3 separate regions of the Mus musculus genome follow, and regions 2 and 3 are each linked to region 1. Evidence: chromatin loops called from intact Hi-C (ENCODE). Cell type or tissue: heart. All regions are shown on one strand.

What was found. Hi-C counts contacts between places; a loop is a spot of excess contacts. Peaks named below come from ENCODE experiments on the same cell type or tissue, not always from the same donor. Only the 100,000 strongest peaks of a DNase experiment are listed, where the experiment ranks them.
Region 2: a loop joins it to region 1, with 2.3 times the contacts of the local background. A loop is called at or near these places in 12 of 42 quality-filtered maps.
Region 3: a loop joins it to region 1, with 2.3 times the contacts of the local background. A loop is called at or near these places in 3 of 42 quality-filtered maps.

What each region holds. Positions count from the first base shown.
Region 1 is chr13:46,720,788-46,728,787 of GRCm38, forward strand. Nup153 (nucleoporin 153) reads right to left here and starts at 7,062. Exons shown (of 22, transcript NM_175749.2): 1 at 6,573-7,062. The coding sequence starts at 6,686. Gm46412 (a long non-coding RNA gene) reads left to right here and starts at 3,898. Exons shown (of 2, transcript XR_001780928.2): 1 at 3,898-4,727. In heart, a CTCF peak has its summit at 3,792 (motif pointing right); DNase peaks (open chromatin) are centred at 6,604 and 7,244; H3K4me3 peaks cover 4,011 bases; H3K27ac peaks cover 2,415 bases.
Region 2 is chr13:46,666,416-46,674,415 of GRCm38, forward strand. Fam8a1 (family with sequence similarity 8, member A1) reads left to right here and starts at 3,062. Exons shown (of 5, transcript NM_001033192.3): 1 at 3,062-3,840; 2 at 4,794-4,914; 3 at 7,131-7,254; 4 at 7,838-7,977. The coding sequence starts at 3,171. In heart, a CTCF peak has its summit at 3,808; DNase peaks (open chromatin) are centred at 3,076 and 3,666; H3K4me3 peaks cover 2,606 bases; H3K27ac peaks cover 1,797 bases.
Region 3 is chr13:47,037,849-47,045,848 of GRCm38, forward strand. Tpmt (thiopurine methyltransferase) reads right to left here and starts at 5,369. Exons shown (of 9, transcript NM_016785.2): 1 at 5,256-5,369; 2 at 3,551-3,731; 3 at 2,256-2,348. The coding sequence starts at 3,675. Kdm1b (lysine (K)-specific demethylase 1B) reads left to right here and starts at 5,651. Exons shown (of 21, transcript NM_172262.3): 1 at 5,651-5,822. In heart, a CTCF peak has its summit at 4,650; DNase peaks (open chromatin) are centred at 5,403 and 6,593; H3K4me3 peaks cover 2,772 bases; H3K27ac peaks cover 2,107 bases.

The DNA.
Region 1 (8,000 bases):
GCACTCTACACACATGGTACATAATGAATACATGGAGAATGAAGGCGAGAATTAAGAGGCCAGCCTTAGCTACAGAAGACCCTCAAGAAGAGAGCTAGGAAAAGAGGAAAGTTCTCCAGGTTTTCACTGAAGAGTTTCCCTAGGAAGAGGATACAATCTGACAATGTTTTAAAATTTAATTAAAAAAAAAAAACTCTAAAATTGCAAAGAACCACCATCCAAATAAAATCCAATAAAAACACATAAGTACTGTATTTAAGACTTCCAGTTTTATCCATTTTAACAACTTCTACTGTTCTGTATATTTCTTCCCCTCAAAGAGGTGAAAAACCATCTTACAGCAGAGTAAACAGAAACACCCTCTACAGTGATGACAAAGCCAACTACATAAAAAGCAAAAGTCCCCTATGCAAAATTCATAGTGCATTAAAAATAGAGCTGATTTTACCTGTGGCACTATAAGCAAGGGCTACACTAAGTAGTTAAAAATAATGAAGTTAAATTGAAACTGAAAGGAGAAAATCCTCAGATTTAAACTATAAATCCACTGGTGTTCTTGCCTTAAGGATTAGTTTCTTCATTTGGCAAAAGATAGTAAAAGTAATTCAGTGCCCAATCCCATATACAAGTCACAGCAGTTTTGAACACAGTACTTCATATTCTATTTAACCTTAGTTCACAAGAGACTCTGGGGGTGGAGGGAGAGAACGATTTAGCCTAGAGTCACTTTCTTTTCACCAGAAGGCAACTTCTCAATTTGACCAACTCCTCAGTCTGATTCTTCACACACAAGTCTCTTCTCCAGGTCAGTATCTTGTTTCTCTACTCCATTCTACTTAAGTTCACTCAACTCCATTCACATTATCCTTATAAAATAGCATTCAATACTACAATCTTTCATAACTTCACTGGCTCCGTGACCATGACAACAAACTAAGTCCAGCACCAGTTTACCAAGCCTTACTCTTCCAAATTACTCCATTTCGATTTCCACTAGTCCTTTCAGACCCCTATATTACATTAATACCTCATTCTGACCTGAGTCTTCTTCAAGGCCCCTTCATCCAAATTAAACTACAAATCTCAGGCACTGCCATATTTTATAAACTGTTAAACTTACCCGATCTGCCCAGTCCAAGTTCTCCAGTCACTTAAAAATATTCTTCTGGCTAAAGAATTAAATATTCCCAAGTAGCCTATTTTCACCCCCTTCAAAACTTACAACACTGGCTGGGCAGTAACATTCATATGCTTGTTAAATCTAGCACTCCTAGCACTCAAGAGGCTGAGGTAGAAAGATCTAAAGATCAAGACCAGCTTGGGCTATATAGTGAGTTCAAGCCAGACTAGACTATAGGAAGACCCTGCCTCAAAAGTAAAAATAAGGGCCTGGAGAAATGGCTCAGTGTTTAAGAGTACTTGCTGTTTTTCAGAAGTCTCAAGTTCAGTTTCCAGCAGTCTGTCAGGGTGCTCACAACTGCCCATAACTCTAGCTCCAGAGGCTGATACCCTCTTTGGGCCTTCACAGGCACCAGCACACAAATGCGCGCACACATATATAGACTCATATGTAAGAAGATAGTAAAAGCAAGCCTCTTGAAAATAATAAGAAAAAAACTTAAAATGTAACAAGAAGCACAACCCATTAAGTCCATAGCAGTTAAACTCCCATAAGAGCTATCTCATATCTCACATTTTAATACTGAGACTAAGAATTTCTCAAGCCACACTATGAAAAAGATAAAGCACAATCAAATAAATAGATTTATAGTTGAGAAAGGTGTTTTATTACCCTTTTTCTAACAATAAATTGTGTCTGACATCAAGACCGCAAATATACTTTCTTGCTTTTTGACCACAGACAGAACCAGACCAAGGCCAGACATATTAAAGGAAGCTCTATATCAGAAATATAAAGTTGAAAATACAGAATTATTACAATGTTCTCAATATCCTGCACATAATAAGATGGCTATCTTTAGTGGCATCTGACCCAACACTTCATTTTTCTTCAAGCTAGACACTTGTATCATTAGGACTTTCCAAGAAATGGAGACATAAATGGAGCTTTTTTGGTGTCATATTAAAAACATGGTAAGGGGGCTGGAGAGATGGCTCAGCGGTTAAGAGCACTGACTGCTCTTCCAAAGGTCCTAAGTTCAAATCCCAGCAACCACATGGTGGCTCACAACCATCTGTAATGGGATCTGAAGCCCTCTTCTAGTGCATCTGAAGATAGCTACAGCAAACTTAAAGATATAATAATAAATAAATCTTTAAAAAAAAACTGGTAAGGAAAAGTGCTAAGTGGTTAAGATAAGCTGATATCGCTCATCGATAAATAGATAAATAGATAAATAGATGGATGGATGGATGGATGGATGGATGGACAGACAGACAGACAAAAAGAATCCACTTTCTATTTATCAGTCAAGCCGGAACTTTCTACCTACATACTTAAGTGACTGGTACTTCTCAAGAAAAAGACAAAGTCCTTTAAAAAGTTGTGATAAAGCTAGACTTTTATCAAATTTTGTGATAAAGTTTTGGTGCTAGGTTTTCTAGTTTGGGACTAAGGTAATCTATCTTCTTAGAAAACAGGATGACTCATAGTCTATCCTTCCTCACTTAAGTCAGTGACCACATTCAACTGTTTAACAAGGTAGGGAAAGGGAGGAATCCCTATCCATCAATCAATAGTTTAGATCACTTTAGTTTAACTTTCACTTGGTAAATAAACAAAGACAGGCAGGCACACATCTTTAAACCCAGCACTTGGGAGGCAGAGGCAGGTGAATTTCTAAGTTCAAGGCCAGCCTGGTCTACATAGTGAGTTCCAAGACAGCCAGGGCTACACAGAGAAATCCTGTCTCAAAAAACCAAAAAGACCTTAAGTTTAGTATGATTTTGGAAAAGAATTTTGAAATTTTGAATTTTGGAAAAGTAACCAGAGGAAGAAAAAATACCGCTAATTCTAAAAGACAGCAAAATGCATAGACCACTTTAAAAATGTTAAAGTCAAGGCTCTATTTAATCATAACTTCATGTGAGTTCTATACCATCTGAGGCATTTTTATGTCATTTAACTCTTGGTAATCTTCCATTTATAGATGACAAAATTAAGCAGAATTTTTCATCATTCAACTCTTCAGGCAGAACAAGGATTCAAACTTATTCTAATTTCATCAGAATATTTTTAAAGCAATTATTTCTATAATCATCTGAGATAGAAAGAATAAAACTTGAGTATCTGGAATGAATAAAATATTGAGAAATATTACTCTTTTCAAAGCTGAGAATACTCTTTAGACAAATGTTACGAAGGACACACTTATTGGTGTCAAAAAAAAAAAAAAAATCACAAAGTACCAAAATAAAAAAAGTATCCTATCACATAAACCCAGTTCTACAAACTCAGTTGACTGTGGGCCTTTGACCCGATCTTAAAGGGAAAAATGGTTTTAACATTTGCCAAAGATTCTTAAAAAAAAACAAAAAAAAACAAAAAACAACAACAAAAAAAAACTACAGCCACAGAGCCTCAAAACAGCTTTGTTTCTTTATAAAAAGGATTCATCAACATCTAAAATATTGATGAAAGGAGAATCCCTCCTCTACCTCAGCTTTTTAAGCAATTGAATGTTGTGAGTAACCCAGGATGTTCAGGCTATCTATCAGCCAGCCTGTTTCTGTAAGGATGAAAGGTAGATTCCCTTAGCTCCAAGCCAGAAAGTCTTTTAGCACCAAAAGAGGGGAGGGAAAAAAGCAAATGGTTCTGTCTCACCAGGAGGTGGCAACAGATTCTTCCAGAAGTTCTGCTCATGAGATCAAGTGTATTAGGAAATGCAACCAGCTTATCCTCCAGGCCTTGCTACACACAATGAAAATGGGAAAGGAGACTCAACAGGAGAAAAGAACTCCCAACTAGAAAAATAATCAATTTTAAAAGTATCTGGGTTAGTTATCAATAGATTTAAGCAGGATGGTCTCTGGTTTAAGGCCAGCCTGAGCTACCCAGGACGCTGTCCCCACCCTCCAAAAAAAGTACAAAGTAGTTGAGTAGTTGGTTAATGGTGAAAATAACCATCCTGCATTGTTCATTTGCTTCTACACTTCTTGAGACACTCTACAGTTCAGACTAGCCTAGTGTCACTATGAAGCCCAGACTGGCCTCAAATTCCGAGTCCCCTGGCCTCTCAGCCCCTTAGCAGCTGTGATTTCAGGTATGTACCTCTTTGCCCAACTATGTCTACTTGTAACTGTTTGACCTTTATCTGGTTGATCAAGACAATATCTTTCTAGCTCCACAACTTCAAGCAAGGTGGCTTTAAAAAAAAAAAGAAAAAGAAAAAGGAAGAAAGTTAAAAGTAGAAAAATGCTAAAGTTTAAACATTTCCCAGAAGACCTAAACCAGAAGTCAAAACAGGAAATCAGAAATCAACTGAACATGATACAGGAGTCACAGGTACTGGGTGACTGCAGTAGCTAGCTCCTTGGCCTGACATTTGCTGTCCTGCATTCACCAATAAGCACCAGCCTGCTTACTCTGAGTCTAACACAACTCTTCAGTCTGCCAAGAGGCCATGGACACTTATCAAGCATTAGTATGAAACATGCCATGTCATGAAACTCCTTGATATATCCAAGATGATGACTCAGCAGTTGCTGCAAAACAACCAGTTGACAAGCTCGGCTAGTAGAGGACAATGACATCCACTAAGTCCGAGGTAAGACTAGTTACTTACTTTAAGACAGAAACAAAAGCTGAGCTGCATACTTTTATATAAGCCTAAACACTTTTTTCTTTGGTCAATTCTGCCAAAATTAAATCTGCTAACCAAAAAAGAGTTATCTTTAATTCCAGTTCAAATTAAGATGTACTTACATTTTAAATTAAATGACTGAGGCAAGAAGCTAACATGTCTTAGAACTACTGAGCTCTAAAACCATACAGCTTGAAATCTGTACCAGCTCTAAAACATGTTTGGTTTTAGTTGAATGCACTTCTCTCTCAAATTAGTTTGGTTTTTTTTTTTAACCTAAATACATTTTAAAATAAGCTGTGATCATAACTTTGGCTTCTTTCTAAATTCTATCATAATATCATACATAATATTGGCTTCTTTTTAAACTCTATCCAAGCCATCCATTTCTTTGCTCAAACTGTTTTCAAGCAATCAGAGGTGGTTCATTACTCTTAGTATAAGAGTATGTTTGCCTTAATGTCCATTGTACAGTATTAGGCAAAGTAAAACGGCCAGGCTTGTGACCTGATTTTAATCTTAAAGTCTGCTTCTGAAGACCCCGGGCTCCTCAGCATTCAGGGAAAATGGTAATATTGCAAGGCTTCCAAGCAATGACAAATAACTTCTTAGTACATAAAACACAGCTGTTTCTATTCAAAACTTTCCCTATCTTTATTTTAAAAATCTCAAAAGTGATATAATTTAACATTACCAACAAGTATTCAATTTTAGCACTAGCCAGAATAAACAAAAAGTCTACATTTAAGAGTATGCAACAAGTTATATATTAGCCCTTCTTCAGTAAGCTTAAAATATACACTTCCTACTTTTAAAAAGTGGCTTCGTTAAAGTGAGTTTTTAACGTTTTAATTCTCACAATTTTTAATAACTGAAAGTGTTCTCTGAACCAACTATCTCGTTTACAACAAGAATCGACATTTTTATAAACACCCAAAGAAGGCATACGGTGGCTTAAGTAACACCCCTGGTGAGCCCGAAATACCTTAAACTTCTAGAAAACGCCCAGTATTAAAAATATTTGGTGTATGAGATCAGAGCTGAAGAACTGGTCAACTGTAGAGAGTGGATGATTCTGGTCTTCAGTATATAGAGCGGGGTGGAGAGAAGAGAGGGAAGAACCACGCATCAGAGACCAGACGTAAGAGCGGCGAGGGACTTTCAAAACGCCTCAGTGCCACATAACTATAACTCAGTTAAGAGAGGAAAGGATGAGAAGCTAAACCAGTGTGTTCCGATCTGGAAAGGCCAAGCAGACAGACGAGGGGACCGGACTACCATTAATGATTTAACGCGTCTAAAACCGAAATTATTCCACGATATGGGTAACAGCGCCCCCTCCCCAAGTCTCTCCGGGCCGCGGTGGCAGATTAATCTCCCCGCGCACCCTGAACCCGGGAACACAAGAAAGAAAAAGCCTGCCAGCGGATGGGCCTGTTGCCACATCTTTCCCTTGTTCCCTTCGTGAGGTCGTGAGGAATACCATTTAACCCCCAAAAACCCGCCAAAAAAAAAAAAAAAAAAGAAGAAGCAGCAGCAGCAGCAGCAGCCCGAATATCCGAAGCCTGAGATTTCTTTTCCCGCCCTGTGCCCGCCAGGGAAAGCCCTTGGGCGGGAGGGCTGGGAGAGGCCGCTCGCATCCCACGTGTCTGCCGCCAGGCCCGGCCAGGCTCTACCCACTTCCCGTCGCCACCCGGGTCCAGCCTCAGGCCCTCTGGTCCCCTCCACGTGGGGCCGCCGGGTCCTCGCACCGCCCCCCAAAGAGACCGCCCGGAGCCGCCCAGTCGCCACGGCGTACCGGTCCCGTACCTGGTGTTGGGGTCGCCCCTGTTGGTAAGGCTTCACCGGCCCCTGGTGGCAACGACGAGTCCGGATCTTGCCGCCGCCGCCGCCCCCTCCTATGCCTCCGGCTTCCGAGGCCATGGCGGAGCCTGGGCGGCCTCCCACTACCGCTCCCGGGCGGGAGAGGCAGAGGCGGCGGCCTGAGGGCCTCCCCCGCCCGGCCCTAGGCGACACACAGACACAGCGAGAACCGCGAGGGAGCGAGCGGGAACTGAGAGTGCGCGCGGCGGCGAGGAAGGCGGTGGCGGCGGCTGAGGGCCCCGAGGTGGCTGAGGAGCGCCGGCCGCGTGCGGACCCCCGCGTCTGTGTTTGTCACCGTCTCTATGGAGATCTCCCGCCGAGGCCGGCGCGAGCAGCTCCGGGCGCCGCTGAGGCCTAGCTCGACCGCCCGCTGCTAGAGGCTCCTCTTCAGTCGCCCTGGCCGTCGCTGCCGCAGTCCAGGCCGCTGGCGCCGCCCGCCAACCCCTCCCCCTGTGCGCGCTGCGCCCGCCCCACCGCCGCCGCCGCCGTCGTCGTCCCTGCAGTCGTCGCCGCCGCCGCCGCTCTTGCGCCTATTACCGCTGTTGAGGCGGCCGCCCCGGTCGCGAGCCAGAACACCGTCACTCCTCCGCGACCGACGCTTTGCGTCATCACGCTGCGACAATGCGGGGGGGGATGGGTGAAGGAAGGAAGGGTTGGCCGAGCCCGCGCTCCCTGTCGTGGGAGCCTCTGGGAAATGTAGTTTTTCTGGCCAGAACGCGGATTCTCGGAAAGGCAGGCTATAGCGGAAGGACACCCACGGAGCACCGCAGAGGCACAAAGCCCGGGTCATTTGGCGGCGGTTGGCTGCTTGTTTAGATTCAGAAGGGCACTCGACACGAATACTGTAATCTCCCATTCATCAATTATAAGCCGAATGGAAGTAAACAGTAAAATCAAAGAACCATAATGCATCACAATCCGGGGGGGGGGGGGGGGAGACCGCGTTGAAATTAACCGTGGCCGCGATCCCCAGGCCAAAAACAAAGTAGGAAAGGCATTTGGCACTTGGGAGGCAGACACAGGGGAATGGCTAGTTACACATTACCCTCAGCTTCATAGTGAGATTCTGTCTCAACGAAAGCAAAAAATACAACTTCATTACTGTTTCATTAAACATATAAGGGCTTTGTTGTCAACACACACCGTGCTGGCATTCTGAGTTGCTTCACTACTTACAAACTTGACCTTGGATGACTCTACTATTTAAATCTACCTTATAAAGTTGTGGGGAGCTAGTGCGGTCGTCTGTGTAGAGAGCACCCAGTAGATTTCCTGGTATACAAGAAACGCAGTAAATGGTTGCAATTATGACCTATGCAATCAACACACATTAAGGGTGACTCATATATCCCTAGTAAACATATATTTGCTTCA
Region 2 (8,000 bases), 54 kb before region 1:
CGCTGAGCCATCTCTCCAGCCACTTAATGTCTTTACTTTGCTACATACTACGGAAATATAAAGTCCATATCCCCAATAATCACTGTATTTCACCCTCATTTTAGACATTTCTAAATCCACTCCTGCTGTTCCTGCCTCCCTACTGGCACGACTTCTAATTTAAGTATTAAAATGTCTGAGTAGCTGAGGATATGGTTCAGTGATGCGGAATCTGTCTCGCAGTCTGGCAGAGATGGTTCAGTGGATAATTGCTACCTAATCCTGGAAACATGAGTTTGACCCCTGGAGCCCACAGGAAGGTAGAAGAAGAAAACAGAACCCACGAAGTTGTCCTCTGGCCTCCATGTATGCACCATAGCACGTGCATATCCATACACATACATCATATATGTACAATTATTATTATTGTACAATTCTTATTATACATTAAGTACAGTTACAACATTTTTTAAATTAATTTGCCTAGAAGGCATAAGGTACTGAATTTTATCTCTGGCATCAAAACAACAACAAAATCTTTCCTCAGAATTGATTTTGAAACCAAGTTGTCCGAGGTAAACCATATGAAAGGAACACACGGAACACACGGGGGAAAGAAGAAGGACCCTCCCTCTCCCCACTGAATTGTCATGTCTCTTGCTGTCAGAGACAAGAGTTTTGACCTAAATGTCTGAGGATTTCATTATACGAAAAGTGTACACAGCAAGTAAGCTATATTCAAGAGCTATGTCACTAACCTTGTGTGTGTGTGTGTGTGTGTGTGTGTGTGTGAAGTCTCTGCAAGTTACCTGAGCTGGCTGTGAGTTTATGATCTCCTACCTCAAGCTCTTGAGTAACTGGAAGTACATGCCTGTACTAATAGGCCTGGAATGACCCATGGTTTTGTCTTAGATGTTTCTTTCTTACATAGAAGCCTGCTAGTACAGTCATAGGCCATCTTAAATTCTCACATAGGTATGAAACCCCTTTCCATAAGGAAATGAATATAACTGAAGGGCTCTCTAACAGGCCCAAGTGTTGTAAGCATGGCACCTGCAGGTCTTGCCCTCTCCCCTTCCCTCTCCTTTACTAAGCCGTTAGGTTACATTCCTAAAGATAGCCACCAAGGTCCATTCCCTTATTTGGCTATTTCTTTATGCCTGACTAAAACACCAAGGTCCAGCAATCAAAATTCATTATTCAGCTACACTGGCTGATGTGTCCATTCGGGACTTAACAACTCATCCTGGCACAGATTTCCCCCTTTTTCCTTAAAAAGATCACTCCTGCAGAGACATCTACTGCTGTCTTTGCCTGATCCAGAGACAACCGCAACCCTACCCCTGCTTGTCCTCTCTGGGGTAATAAAATCACCTTTGTCTTGAGAAGTTGGTGCCCCTTCAATAGCCCATTTTTCTCTCAACTTTATAGATCAAGTGCTTTACCAACTAATGTCAAATTCCCCAAGACACTCCCCAGCTGCTGCTGGTAAAGCCATTAGGTGCAGCATTCCTCCCTGAGTGGCCACACTTGTTCCCCATTGCCTGTCCTTTCCCCTATGAATAAGCTAACTTTGACTCTAACTCATTATGATTATTTTTTTCAGCACAGTTTAAGAATCTGGGTTGCAGCCTGGCCGTGGTGGCACGTGCCTTTACTGAGTGTCTCCCAGCACTCAGAAGACAGAGACAGGAAGATCTCTGTGAGTTTGAGGCCAGCCTGGTCTACAGAATGAGTTTCAGGACAGCCAGAGCTACATGGAAAAACCCTGTCTCAAAAAATAAAAATAAAAAATAAAAAAGAAGGAAGGAAGGAGGGAAGGAAAGAAAGGGGAAGAGAGAAAGAGACAGGGAGAAAGGAAGAGAATGAATGAATGAATCTGGTCTGTACCTAAATAAGGGTCTCTGAAGCTGGGAAAGGAGTGTCGCAGGTTGCAGAGCTGGTGGTGTTGAGCTATGTTTCCTGCTGCTAGTGATGATCGTGAATAGGTGTTCAAGTGTTTCATGGAAGATTTTCCCTTGAAGCAGATGAATTTCTTAAAGGCCAAAAGTGATGTCTTTTCTGTCTCCCAGAGGAAAGACAGGATTGACTCTCGGCATCACTGTCATGTTCAAGCCATTAGGTGCGGCATGCTGTGGTGAACACCAGGACCAAAAGCAAGTTGGGGAAGAGTTTATTTGGCTTCCAATTCTACATTGTAGTCCATCACTGAGGGAAGTCAGGACAGGAACTCAAATGGGCAGGAACCTGGAGGCAGGAGCTGATGCTCATCCCATGGCTTGTCTTCCTTCTTATAGAACCCAGAACAGCAGCCTGGAGTTGTACCACCCACAGTGGGCTGGGCCCTTCCACATCAATCACTAATTTAAAATGCTCTACAGGTTTGCCTACAGCCCAATCTTACAGAGGCATTTTCTCAATTGGTCTTGCCTCCTCTCAAATGACTCTAGACTCTATCAAGTTGACATAAAATTAGCCAGCACAATAATCGTTCAATATTCTCATAGTATTTGGCTCTTGTAGATTCCTTATATGGTCCTGGGAATTCAAAGTCACACAACTACCCCTAACTGGGCTTATTAACATAGCAAAGTGTATTAAGGTTATCAGTATCTGGGAGGCTGCATATAGATGAAAAGAAGACGAAACCATACACAGACTAAGGTGCTAAGCAAGAAACAAATACTGTGGTTGAAGGAGTGGAAATTCTGGTGAGTCAGATGCAGTTTCACAAGGGACAATCATGTCCTAACCCCACAGGATCTTCTCTAGGGACCTTGGTAATGGAGTTCATTAGAATTCTCAAGAGTGGTGGCGAATGCCTCACAGACGTAAGCCTAAATGGATGCGTTCACAGTGTCCAGGACCACGTCCTCGGCATCGCACACGTGGTTGTGCGATGCCGCGACGCGTTACGTTACCGAATATGCCACAATTTATGATTAAAACGTACCACAGAGGACCCCCGAGAAACATCGCGTAGCCCAGGAACCAACTCACAAAGCACCACCAACCGCCCGCCCGGCTCCCCAAGCCTGGCGCGCCGGAGAGGTGGGGTTTCCGCTTCCGGAGGCGGATTGTTGACGCCCACTGCTGCTGTGGTGGCGAGCGAGCGAGCGGTTGGGGAGGGGCCGCCGAGGGCGGGCGACGGCGCCTTGACAGGCAGCGCGGAGGGGGCCTCCGGGGCGACGATGGCAGAGGGGCCCGAGGAAGCCCGGAGCCGCCCTCCGGAGCAGGATGGCAGTGGCGGGGACCACGAGCCGGTCCCTTCCGAGCCAGGCTCTCCCACCACCACCGTCGCCGCCACCGCCGCCGCCCCCCGGTCCCCGGCCCTCGCGAGCGTCGCCTCGGCAGTGTCGGAGCCCGAGCCGCAGTGCGAGCTCCGCAAGCGCCGGGAGACGGGCGCGGAGCCTCCGGAGGCGGGAGACTGCGAGGCGTCGGACGGCCCGGGGCGGCTGAGCGCGCGCGAGTACTCGCGGCAGGTGCACGAATGGCTGTGGCAGTCCTACTGCGGCTACCTGACCTGGCACAGCGGCCTGGCCGCCCTGCCCGCCTACTGCGGCCCGCCACCACCCGCCGCCACCGCCCCGCAGCCCGCCGTCCCCTCGCCGTCGTCCCCGCCGACGCCGTCGTCCCCGCCGCCACCGCCGCCGCCGCAGCTGGCGTACTACAACCCCTTCTACTTCCTGAGCGCTGCGGGGCCCGGGCCGGGGGCGGCCACGGGCGGCGCCACCCCGACGGCTGTCGCGGGCCTCACGGCCCGGGCCCCGCACGTGCAGCCATCGGCCCGGGCGGCCCCCGGGACCAGGGTGGGTTCTGCAGCCCCTGCGCGGACTGCCAGCGACACCGGGCGGCAGGCAGGTGAGATCGGGGTTGGCGCGGGGGTGGGGTGGGGGGTGTTGGGTAGGATGGAGGAGGGATAGAGTCGAGGTCCTTTTTAAAAAAAAAAAAAAAAAATCACTGCCATTCCTACCACTAACATTTTGGAAGGATCTCACCCTGTGGTGTAGGCTAACACAGTATGTAGGCCAGGCTAGCCTCAAACTTGGAATAAGACAGGTCTGTACTAGCCAGAGGGGTCTCTTGAAGGATCATTGAACAAGTATGCTCGCTCCTGAAAAAATATAACCGGGGAGCTGCTGCTACCATTGATAGTTCCCACATACATCAGCTATGGTTTGCCCAGGCCCTAAATTCTAAAAACGTACTGTGAAGCAATGTTGATTGTCCTTCCCTTAAGACCTGGCACGGCTAGTAGGTTCCCTTACTCCTGACACTAGCCCTTCTTGTGTGTAGAGACGTATGCTTATCAAACCATCCTCTCTGTAATCTTCAGGCTCTGGAAAGATCCAAAGCTAGCCTTGGGTGGCAAGCCCGCTGTTGGGAGGCTCGAGATTAGAATACTAGAAATCACCAAGACTTGGGCCGTGTAAAGACAGTGGAACTGAAAGGCGATTGACATGATTACAAAACGAGTCTAGAGAGCTTTGACTGGCCTCAAGCCTATTGGTCATGAATATCATCTAGTAAATGATGTGTAGTCACTGGTCTTAGCAAACCGTAGGAAAGTTTGCAGCCAGTCTTCTGAGTCTGGGGCTGGAATGCTGGGATTACAGGCATAGCTCACCATGTCCAGCTCATTATTAGATATTTTAGAAACAGGATCTCTTGATGGGATCATTGCCGTTGGCTGATGCAAAGCTATAATCTTAAAAAGTTTAGTTGGACCTTGACTTTACTTTGCCGCTTTCTTATCTGGCTTGGTTCTTAAACTTGTGTAACTCATTTTTTTTCTTCTTCTTCCCAATTTCCAGGTAGAGAGTATGTCATTCCATCCTTGGCCCACAGATTTATGGCAGAGATGGTGGATTTCTTTATTCTCTTCTTTATAAAAGCAACCATTGTCTTGAGCATCATGCATCTCAGTGGAATAAAGTAAGTTAAGAACAGTCAGAAAATTCTGGAGCTGTCATTTAGGGATCTTGTTTTGTAAATTCTGTACATGCTCATGAGTAACTCTGGGTAATGGATGGATGTCCAAGACCAAGACTTCTCTATGAAATCTTTACCAGTTCTATTTGTTTCCCTATTGGTTGTTTTTAAGTGTGTTTATATGTAACCAAGAGGTCTACTTTGGTTATCTTCTAATCTCTCCTATATTTTTTTGAGGTGGGATCTCTCACTTGACTTGGGGCTTGTCATCTCAGCTGGACCAGCTGGCCAGCAAGTCCCTAAGATCACTGGTCCTCCCTCTCAGTGCTACATAGGTATATAGGTGTCCTGGGCTTTAGATGGATTCTGGGGATGCACTCAGGTCCTGACATTTTATATAAACACTTTACCCACTGAGCTATCACCACAAGCCCCTTGGTTTTAAGAAAGAAACAAAGAACTTCAGTATGTTGTTTAAAATCTGAGGGAAAAGGAGGGAGGCTTTGGTGGCATGTTCCTTTAATTCCAGCACTCAGGAGGCAGAGGCAGGCAGATCTCCGTGAGTTCAAGGCCAGCCAGAGTTAAATCCTATCTCAAAAAAGATTTTAATAGGTTAAAGAAGCCTTCAGACCTGGCTTGTTTTTTTTATTAACCATTCTCTTGGGCCAGGAATGTGTTAGTTTCCTTCTTATTGGCCTATGAAGGCTCTGCCATGAAAGCACAGAGGGGCTGGGTCGGTGGTCAGGGGTTAAGAGTGCTCACTGCTTGTCCCGAGGCTCCAAGTTCAGTTTCCATGTCAGGCAGCTTATCACTGCCTCTAACTCCAGCTCCAGCCTCATGTATACACATGGCATACATTTGTATACACATACACACACACAATTTTCAGAGCACAAAGAGCTTGTGGTAGGTGGACTTAGTAATCAATTTCAGTGGGGTTGTTTTCAGTTGAGCAGATTCAATGCAAAGTATGGCATTTACTTGAGAAACTCAAGTTTTAGGATAATGCCTGCTCCCAATTGCTAAGCATTTTCTATGAGACACTTATTTACGTTTATGAGACGATGTCAGAATTGAAAAGAAGATAGAAAAGTCAAGATACAAAGTAGTGTTAACCTTGGGCCCCCGACAGGTGTTGGGTAGCTCCTGCCTGTCCCCTAACACAGCCTTTATTATTATTGTTTACATTTATTTATTTGGAGGGCAGAAAAAAGCTGCAGAACTTAACCTCTCCAGCCTTAACATGCTGCTGTAGTTTCTACCGACAAGATAAAGTCTGAATTTCATTACATGGTTTAACATGCCCACATTCTCCTCAGTCTCCTTACACCATGAAATTGAGCCCTATCACTTGTTCCAAGGCTTTCTCTCCTGCCTGGAGCTTCTTCCTGCTTCTTAGTCTGGCTGGCTTCTCTTCATTCTTTGTATTGTATTGTGCACTTAGAAATGTCATTTCTGAGAAGACTGGTCTGTTTTCTGTGGTGTTCTGGTTGGCATCCCAGTTTATTTTTGTTCTATTTCCCTTGCTTGGTTAGAATCTCTGTGAAAGCTGAGGAGATACTTTTAGTATCCCTTGCTGTGCCAGTGTGCCCTCTGATGCAGTGATAAATACCATGATCAAAAGCAACTTTGAAAGGAAAGAGTTTATTCCATTTTACAGCTTGTAGTCCATCACTGAAGGAAGTCAGGGCAGGAACCTGGAGACAGGAACTGATTCGGAAGCCATGGAAAAATGCTGCTCTTCATGGCTTACTCAGCCTGCTTTTGCTTTTCTTATAGCACCCAGGACCACCAGCGCAGGGGTGGCACCACTCACAGTGTGCTAGGCCCTTCCCACATCCATCATTAATCAAGAAAATGTCACATAGACTTGCTACAGGCCAATCTGATGGAGGCATTTTCTTAACTGAGGTTTCCCAATTAAGTTTGAGTTTACAAACCAGTCACTGCCCTATCATCAGGGCTGGCATCTTATTTGCTCTGCAGTGCTCTACCACTGAGGTACAAACTACCCCACAATCACAACCATGCTTTTGCTTTAATTTACTTAGGTATTTGTTATTTTTTTGAATAAAGTAATGGGTATTTTATGCACTTTGTTGGTGAGAACCTAATAGCATAGAATTTCACTTAAATTTTATGACCTAATTATGGGAAAATGGTACAAAACTGACTTAGGAGCTAATTCCTTCTAACCCCAAACCCTTCTTTTTGTGCAGGGACATCTCTAAGTTTGCCATGCACTATATAATAGAAGAGATTGATGAAGACACATCAATGGAAGACCTGCAGAAAATGATGATTGTGGCGCTTATATACAGGTTGTTAGTTTGTTTCTATGAGGTAAGCTGCTAACTGGAGCAAGTAACCGTTTTAATGGTATTTTAAATTATCTACTAGGAAAAAAATGACAATTTACAAATTTCGTAAATATTTGTCATTGAGTTTTCATAATTTTTAAAATTAACACTTTCAAGTAAAAAAAAAAACCCTAAATACTAAATTTTGGAAAAAAGATGCCTTGTTATACATTTCAGTTTTAGAAATAACATTTCATTCATAAGCAGATTTTAGTTCAGAGATATACATATTACGGACGTGTGTGTGTGTGTTGTGTATCAAATATGTCAGTCATCTTTCCACATCCTCTGGAGTTCCGAGATGGCATGTGCTAAGCCAGCTTAAATGGATAAGTTTCTAGTATTCTATGTAATTAGCACATCCGATGTACCTTTTTCTATAGCCCTGTTTGGCTTGAAACTGTGTATCCCAGGCTGACTTTAAACTCACAGAAATCCCAAGTACTGGAACTAAAAAAAGATGTGTGCCACCATACCTGGCCCTCCAACATGTCATTCTTATAAAGCATGAAGTAACTTACTAGAAAAATTAGTAAACTGTTTTCCAATTATCCTTTTTTCCTTAGATAATTTGCATTTGGGGAGCAGGGGGAGCTACCCCAGGAAAGTTCCTGCTAGGGCTTCGAGTTGTGACATGTGATACATCAGTACTCATTGCTCCAAGTCGGGTTTTAGTAATTCCTTCCTCAAATGTTAGCATCACTACGTAAGTCCTTTGCTTAGCTTAAT
Region 3 (8,000 bases), 320 kb after region 1:
GATGATCACGTGATGCTCCTCTCATCTATTAACTGGGAACGAGACAGAGTGTACCTATTATCTATCTACGCAAGAGCACACGCTCCCACTGTGGGCAGAACGTGGGCTCCTTATTGTTAGAAAGGGAACATGCTAGTAACTTGTCTCGCAGACGGCCCAGGGGATTTGTACTCTGGCAGATAGAGACGATTTCTTTCATTCTCCATGCATGCTGCTGGAGTTACAAAATACAAACAAAGAAGTTATCCAAGTTGACTGGATGTCTTTGTACTTACTGCCCAGTCAACACATGCAGGGTAGCCCGGAATACAAACAAGGCAAAAGGGAAACACTAAAATAACGTTCCTCTTTCATTTGAATGCTTTTTGACCTCTTCCTGCTGGTTAGCTGATGTGCTCATACCCAATGCCTGTCCATACACAGAGGTCAGCTACAGAAGTAAAAAGTACTTCTGTACTGGTATTAGAATATGGCAACTTACATGCAATGACAGTAGCTTGACTCTGCATTTTTATCTCAGTTATTATTTTGCAGTTTAGGGGAATGAATCCTGAGCCTGTGGCTATCAGGCAAGTGCCCTGCCATTGAATCACATCCCCAAATCCTTGATTTTTTAAAAAATATAAATGGATTGAGACCCCTAAAAATTCAGTAACCACACCCAGCTAGCAAGCTATATGGTTTCATTAATGTTGCCTAAGCTCTGCGCTCTGGCCGCAGTTACCATTTCTAGAGTTATTTTCTCATAGTTTTCAAAGTCACTCTTCTGGTTTGGTGAGAGACCATTAAAACATAAAACATGTCTTTAATTCCAACACTTGGGAGGCAGAGGCAGGCAGATTTCTGAGTTTGAAGCCAACCTGGTCTACAGAGTGAGTTCCAGGACAGCCAGGGCAAAGAAACCCTGTCTCAAAAAAACCAAATAAATAAATAAATGTCAGAACTCAGCTTTAAAAAAAAATAAAAATAAAATATTATTTGCTTATTTTAAATTTTTCTTTATGTGTATGTCTCTGGGTATGTTGTGTCCTCAGAGGGCAGGCTTAGCTATAAATTGAGCCAGTGTGGCTTATAAAACTTTTACTCTATTAGAGAATAAAATCCAGATGCATGTGTGCCTGCTGAGTAGATAGCTGTATTTCCATAGTGGGCAGAACATTTTAAAGTAAGGCTATTCTGCATTTATTAACATTTCCTACCAATCTCTTGTTCTTTCCTCTTAGTGAACATTTACGTTTTTTAACATTTCAGTTTTTAAGTAACCATACTTCTTGGAGGACGTGGCTGTGGCTGTGCATTAATCGTTGGCAGTAGCATTTCGTGTAAAAATAATCTCTAGGGTGGTGACTCAGGCTAACCTTGTAGGAACAGTGCCTTGTGAGTTCTGTTTGTAGAGGACTGCTTATAGGAACCACTAGTTTTATAACAGCAGTTCACAATAACAAAATCTCCTATTTGTACGTGGGAGGAAGGGAGAGCCGAGCTGAACTCTGCACTATCAACACTGCCTTGATAAAAAGGGTTCACCATAGCGTGTTTTTTGTTGCCTTCTGTTTCAAACAGCCATCATTACTGAAACTGCTCAGCCGCTTATAAGCGTTAATCACATACAAAGATCCAGGAGACATGAAAAAGGAGGCGAGGCTTCCCATTTGGTTCCCAACTAATTCACTTCCTGATTGCCAAGATCACAGGTGTGCACACCACCTTGTTTTAAGTAATGCTGGAAACAGAACCCAGGGCCCTGTGCATGCTAGGCAAGGGCTCTCTCAACTCTGCTAACTGCTCAGCCCCTCTGCCCTCCCCGCCCCCAACAGTTTTTTTCCTTTTCTTACTTTTTTTTTTCTTTCTTTTTGGCCTTTGAAACAAAATATAGAAAGACAAGGTCATTCCTGATTCAGTTTGTCCTCTTATTGTTTAGAGATAGTATCTCTAATTTTATAACTATCACCTAAAAATAAAGGCACTCTTTTACTAAGAATGGGATTTTGTTGCTCTTTGTATGTTAGGTTACCCGGCCTTTTTGAGACAGGGTCTCCCCTAGTCCAGCAGCCCTCTTGAACTTACATGTAGCCAAGGCTGGTCTTGAACTCCCGATTCTCTTGCATCTCCCAAGTTCTGCTATTATAGTGTATACCTAACAGATCTTTTTTTTAAAAAAAACAAAACAAAACAAAAAACCCTACACATACTCTGTTAAATATTCATCCTGAGAATTGCTCTGCCAAAACTAGCTGACGCTCACTTGTGCATACCATTTCATCTCAACGGCTTTTCCACAGAGGGGGAAAAACACTCGCAGTCCACTCTGGCCTTTAAGAAATGTATCCAAATGCTTCTTCAACAGCCTGGGGAAGAGAACAAAGTTACCACAATGCTTGCTTTAACTAGCCCAGAATCACAGGAAAGGGGAGAGGAGAATTTATGACACTCTGAACTTTTGCATTCATTATCTCAGTACTCTCAACATTGTAACAAGCAGGTAATGTTAATTATTACAACCTCCGGGTTACACTCAAAGAAACAGGTTAGCTAAGTTACTTGCTTCACTACGCAGTTACTTAGTATTACATATGACTAGCAACCTGGAGTTTTCATGACTGGAAAGTAAAAACTGCTTATGTTGCCTTGAGAAATACATTTGGAAAAGTCTACATTTATATTTATATTCTTATTTTTGTTGTTACGTGAAAGTGATGTTAAGAAGAGGGGTCTCTAAATTTATGTATTTTCAAAATATCAGAGAATATTCTCTCAATAAACTTAACTTTTTCCTTAATTTTAGTTAAGTTAATTTATGGTGTGTGTGTATATGTCTATGTGTACATCTATCATACACATGTATGATGTTCCCATGTCATAGCACATGTCTGGAGGTCAGAGGACAGCTTTCAAGAGTCAGTTCTCACTTTCCTTCATGTGGTGTTTAGGGACAGAACCCAGGCTGTAGGGGTATGTGGCAAGTGCCTATATCTGCTGAGGCAGCCTGTGGGAGCTCACCCTTGCTTGCCCTTGCTTTAGAACATAAGGAGACAGAAAGTTAGATGTTGTTTCAGTATCTGCTGCATGTATAAGCACCTGTGACCAACGTGAACAAAGTGAGGGTGAGCTTTAAGAAGAAGATATATTTCATATATCTGTAAATCAGATTATTGCACACTGAGAGAAATCAAAGTATGATGTGCTATGGGTGCTTTGTGATTCCCTAACGATATGAGATGACAGTGTGTCTGAAAAGAAATGCAATAATGTATTTGTGTGTTACTTTTATTTCAAAGTCAGTTTCTTTTTTCTTCTTTCCTCTCTCTCTCCCTGGAGCTTAGCACTGGCCTCAAACTCACTTATGCAGCTTCAATTTCTAATGCTTTTGTTTCCATCTCTCAAACGCTGATATTACATGCATATGCCACTGCGCCCAGTTTTGTTCAGTGTTGCAGAACAAACCAAGACCTTCCTTCATGCTAAGGTCTCTCTACCCACCAAGGTACACACCCGCTAGAGTCAGTTTCTGATTAAAGCATTTCTCTGCCAGAGACCAAACATGTCTTACTGATGCCCTTGCTCCTGATGGAATGAGATGTGACGGGTCACCCACTTCTCTTTCCAGTCTTCCAGGGTTAGTACTTGGTTCTTTTGTACCTCAGCATCAGGGTGCTCTTTCATATCAAGGGACATGGTACCATCCACGGGTTGTAGACAATTTTTGTCTCTGAGGTTGGTGTCTCCAGTGCCTAAGTGGAAAGACATCTACAATGATGTCATTCAGGAACATTGTGATTCTATTAATGAACGCTACAAAACCCTCTACCTAGGGCAATAGCTTTAAAAACACATATCAGCATTAAAGACAGGAGAGTCGTCACATGCCCCCAGTACTTGGGAGATAGAGGCAAGAGGGTTATTGCAAATTCCAGGCCGACATGATCTATATAGTAGATTCCAGGCCATCCAGGGCTACGTAGCAGGACTCTCTCAAAAACAAATAAGATATGAATGGCAGCATGCCTTCAATCCCAGCAGTAGTTAAGAGTACTTGTTGTTCTTGAAAAGAACCCAGTGCAATTCCCAGAAACCACAAGGTGTCTCGTGGCTGTCTGTAACCCCGTTGCAGTGGATCCAATACAGGCAAGACATTCGTTCATATAAGGAAAAAAAAAAAAAAACTAAAAAAAAATTCCACAGTTCCAACCTGCCCTTTAAATCATTGGTGATCATATGTCTTGAATCTGTGAACCAGCAAACATGTCACAAAGGCAGTAATGTAAGGAAATGTCCTGTTGTTGCATGATTTAGCTTCTGTGCTTAGGATTAAAGAAGGACCATCCCCATCAACTCTGGGAACGGAAATGCACTTCACAGCCAAGTATTTGCTAACAAAAGGCTTTTCCCTGATGCTCATGTCAGGGGGCAGAGTCCAGCATTCTGAGAGGTCGGAGGGAAGTATGGGATTATTGTGGATACAGAAAAGCAAGAGAATCGCTCTCCTCCCATCTCCACTCTCTATCAGAAGCTGTGATGCCCAAAGGTGCCCTACAGAAACAAGGGCTCTCCTGAACACAGAAGAAAGATCTTTAGCCCACCCAGCTCTACCTCACCGAAGCTGGGGCTGTTAAACACAACCACTTAGCTGTTGTAACAGCGCCTCAGAGTGGTGCTCACTGATCATTTTTTGAGAAAAAAAAAAATTCTAAAAACAATAAAGGTGCAAAGTACAAGGTTGAGAAAAGACAGATCCGCAATAACTCCCACTAACAAACGTTTACGTCCAATATGCCTACCTAAAAAACATCTTTTTCTGCCTAGGATTTTTTTTTTTCATTTTTAACAGAGGGTCTATCTAGAACTCACTATATAGTACAGGCTGACCTCTAGCTCGCCCTGATCCTCCTGCCTCAGCTTCCTCGTACACAACAATGCTTGGGTTCTGCTTTAGTTTTATTTTTGAATTTCATTAAACTGAAAAGCTAACTTCACTGAAGTCCACAAATCTCCAGGATGGCTCAGTATTTTACACGTGGACATTGTTATCTGAAACACACCACTAAGCAAGGGGCTACTTAATACATCGGACTCAAAGCATTTCTAGTCTGATCATTTATTCCCAGTTTTTGCTGCGGTTATCGGAACCCCTTTTCGGGACTCAAGTAGCTGGGTCATCCATGCTTTTCGGGAGCCCCATTCTGAAAAAACGCTGTAACAGGCTCACACAGTCTTAGCAGATGACCGCCTTTACTACCGGTTGAGAACTTACTTACCTTGGCTGCAGCTAGCTGCTTACCTCTCAGACACTAGCCCGCCTTTGTAAGCCGGGAGCTGTGCAAGGACTCACAGGCCCCGCCCCAGGGGCGAAGGCCCCGCCCAATGTGGTCTGATCCCACCCCGGAAAAGATTATCCAGGCTCCGGTCCTATAGGCCCTGCCCGGGGCGTGAGAACTCTGCCCAGGACACGCAGGCTCCGCCCAGCGTGCAGACCACGCCCAGGGCGCGCAGGCCCCTCCCAGGACCCTGTGACCCCACCCAGGCCGCCCAGGCCCCACCTTCAAACCTAAGCCCCGCCCCGAAGCAAGGTCTCCGCCCAGAACGCGTAGGGCCCCGCCCTTAGCAGCTGCCGAGATTGCGCAGTGGCGGAAATCATCGGGGCGGGGCGAGCGCCGGGACCCTCCTGCTCCCTGGGCCTGTGCGCTCCTCCCACTCCGGGTCACGGCGTGATAGGGGCGGAAGCGGCGGCGGCCGAGCTGCTGCAGCTGGCAGTGCGGATCAGGCCGTCCGGTGCAGCCCGGTGCAGCCCAGGGCAGCATTCGCCCCCTGGCCAGCGCTCTGAGGTAGGGACTCGAGCCTCACGCGGGCGCGCTTGGGGGTGGCGGCGGGCTTCGGGTGACAGCTCCGCACAAAGCGGCCGGCTGTGTGTTGAGCCTGGTCTGGAGGCGCGCGCGTTCCCCGGGGCTCCCCGGCGTCCCGCGTTTGGAAGGGGTGGCGTGGGGGACCCTGTGCAAGCCGGGGCTTCCCGCGCTGGGCTGCGGGGTTGCGGCGCCGCGGGCTTTCCCACTCGTCGCTCTCTTGGAACCCTGCAGGGAGCTGCTTGCGCCTCGGCCGGGCGGAGGTGAGTTGGGCGGCGGCTGCACCTGGCACTCTGGCGCCGGCACCAGCTGCGGACCGGGTGGACAGGACCCCAGTCTGGATTTCCACTCTGGGCTATGGGAACCCCGCAGCCTGGAGGAGGGGTCTTACTCTGGGATTCCACCCAGCGCTGTAGGGAACCCATCTACATGGAGGCAGGACCCCTTTCTCTGCTCCCACCCGGAGCTGTAGGAGCCCCTTAACGTAGAGGAGTTACCCCACTGTAGGAATCTCTTAGCCCAAAGGAGGGAACCCCACTCTGGGCTCCCACTCGGGGCCGTGGAAACCACCCCCCGCCAGTCGCGAAGAGAGACCCTAGGCTGCGGTCCCACTTGCGGACCAGGGAACCCCGTAGCCAAAAGGAGGGACCCTATACTGTGCTCCCACCAGGGACGTGGAAACCCCGCAGCCAGGAGGGGGGACACCAGACTGCCTTCCCCACTCAGGGTGGTCGGGAATCCCCAAAGCTTGGTAGGAGGGGCCCAGGCTTCCCTTCCCGCTCTGTGGTGGTGAGGAGAAACCCCACGCTGGGCTCCTGTGTGGGGCAGTGGGAGCACCGCGGCCAGGAGGAGGGATCCCAGGTTGCGATCCCCACCTTGGGCAGCGAGGCGCCGTCAGGTTCGCTGGTGTAGCGGATACCTTGGGCATCTGCCGCGAGGGCCGCTGATGAGGGCTCAAGCAAGCCTTCCTTGGGATTGCACACCACCAGGTCCCGGTCCATATGGCTGATAGTCGGCGCAGCTGGCCTGTAAGAGAAGCAGGCCCAGCTGCAGAAAGTTGGGGTTGAGTGATCTGGAACCCAGCCACCGAGGCCCAAGTTCTCGAGCAAGCAGCAGACCACGCCAGGTGTGGGGAATCCCTTTCTTAACCCAGGCACAGCTCAAAAAGCGTTGGTTAGTCTTCAGCCTCCCAACTCAAAGCAATCCTTCTGCCCCAGCCTTTCTGCAGCAAATACAAAGCCACCAACCACATCTGCTTTGAATGCTTACACAATATATTGTGGAATCCTTTCGGAGGTTTTCTTCAGAGGGTATGTGAGAAAATTCTCTCGTCAATAATTGTCTTCCACACGGGGAACAGTTGAGAAAAGACGCAGGGCAATAGGGAATTAAGAATTGAATTATTGGGTTGGGTGTTGAATATTAAATTATAGCACTGGGTCTGTATTTCCGTAACTCAGTTTATCTTGGGAATATGACGCACTCAGCTTGCCTATTTTAAATGACCCATGGAGATTTCAGTTTCTTTCATTAACAGAGAAGTTTCTAGTAGTTTGTCCTGTTCTTACAAGTAATGCTGCCTCCACCGTAAATTTTTACTCTTATTTTCGATTCTTTTGAACTCCAGTTTTTATGAATTTTATGTGTTGGTGTTTAAACTCTTCAATAAACTACGTTCAGAACACCTGGGAGTTATTTAAACATAATTCTAAATACTGACATATTTGCATGTATATTCACTTTTAACACTTTTTTTTAACCAAAAGAAAACTAAAACTCTTCATTTAAAATTAGGAAGAAATAGACTTATAAAACTTGGACCACGAAACTCTAGTCAGTTAGGTGTCTTCACTGAAGAACCAGGTGGGAGGGAGCAGCCAGAGGCAGGGCTTCCACCTGCAATCCCAGCATTCTTGACACAGGCAGGAAGATTGCCAACAGCTGGAGTGGCCAGGGATCCACGTAAAATCCCCGTGCTAACAAGAAAACCAGGTAGGTAGGGAAGGGTTCACTGTGCTTGTTACAATAATACTTTATTTCTAGGAGCATGTTTTAAAACACACTAGTTTGCAAACTCGCAACTCACATTGTTTTCCCTTCGCTCTAATGAAGACCCAAGGACTAAGCATCAGTAAGATGCAGGCTACATTCAGTGCTTAACAG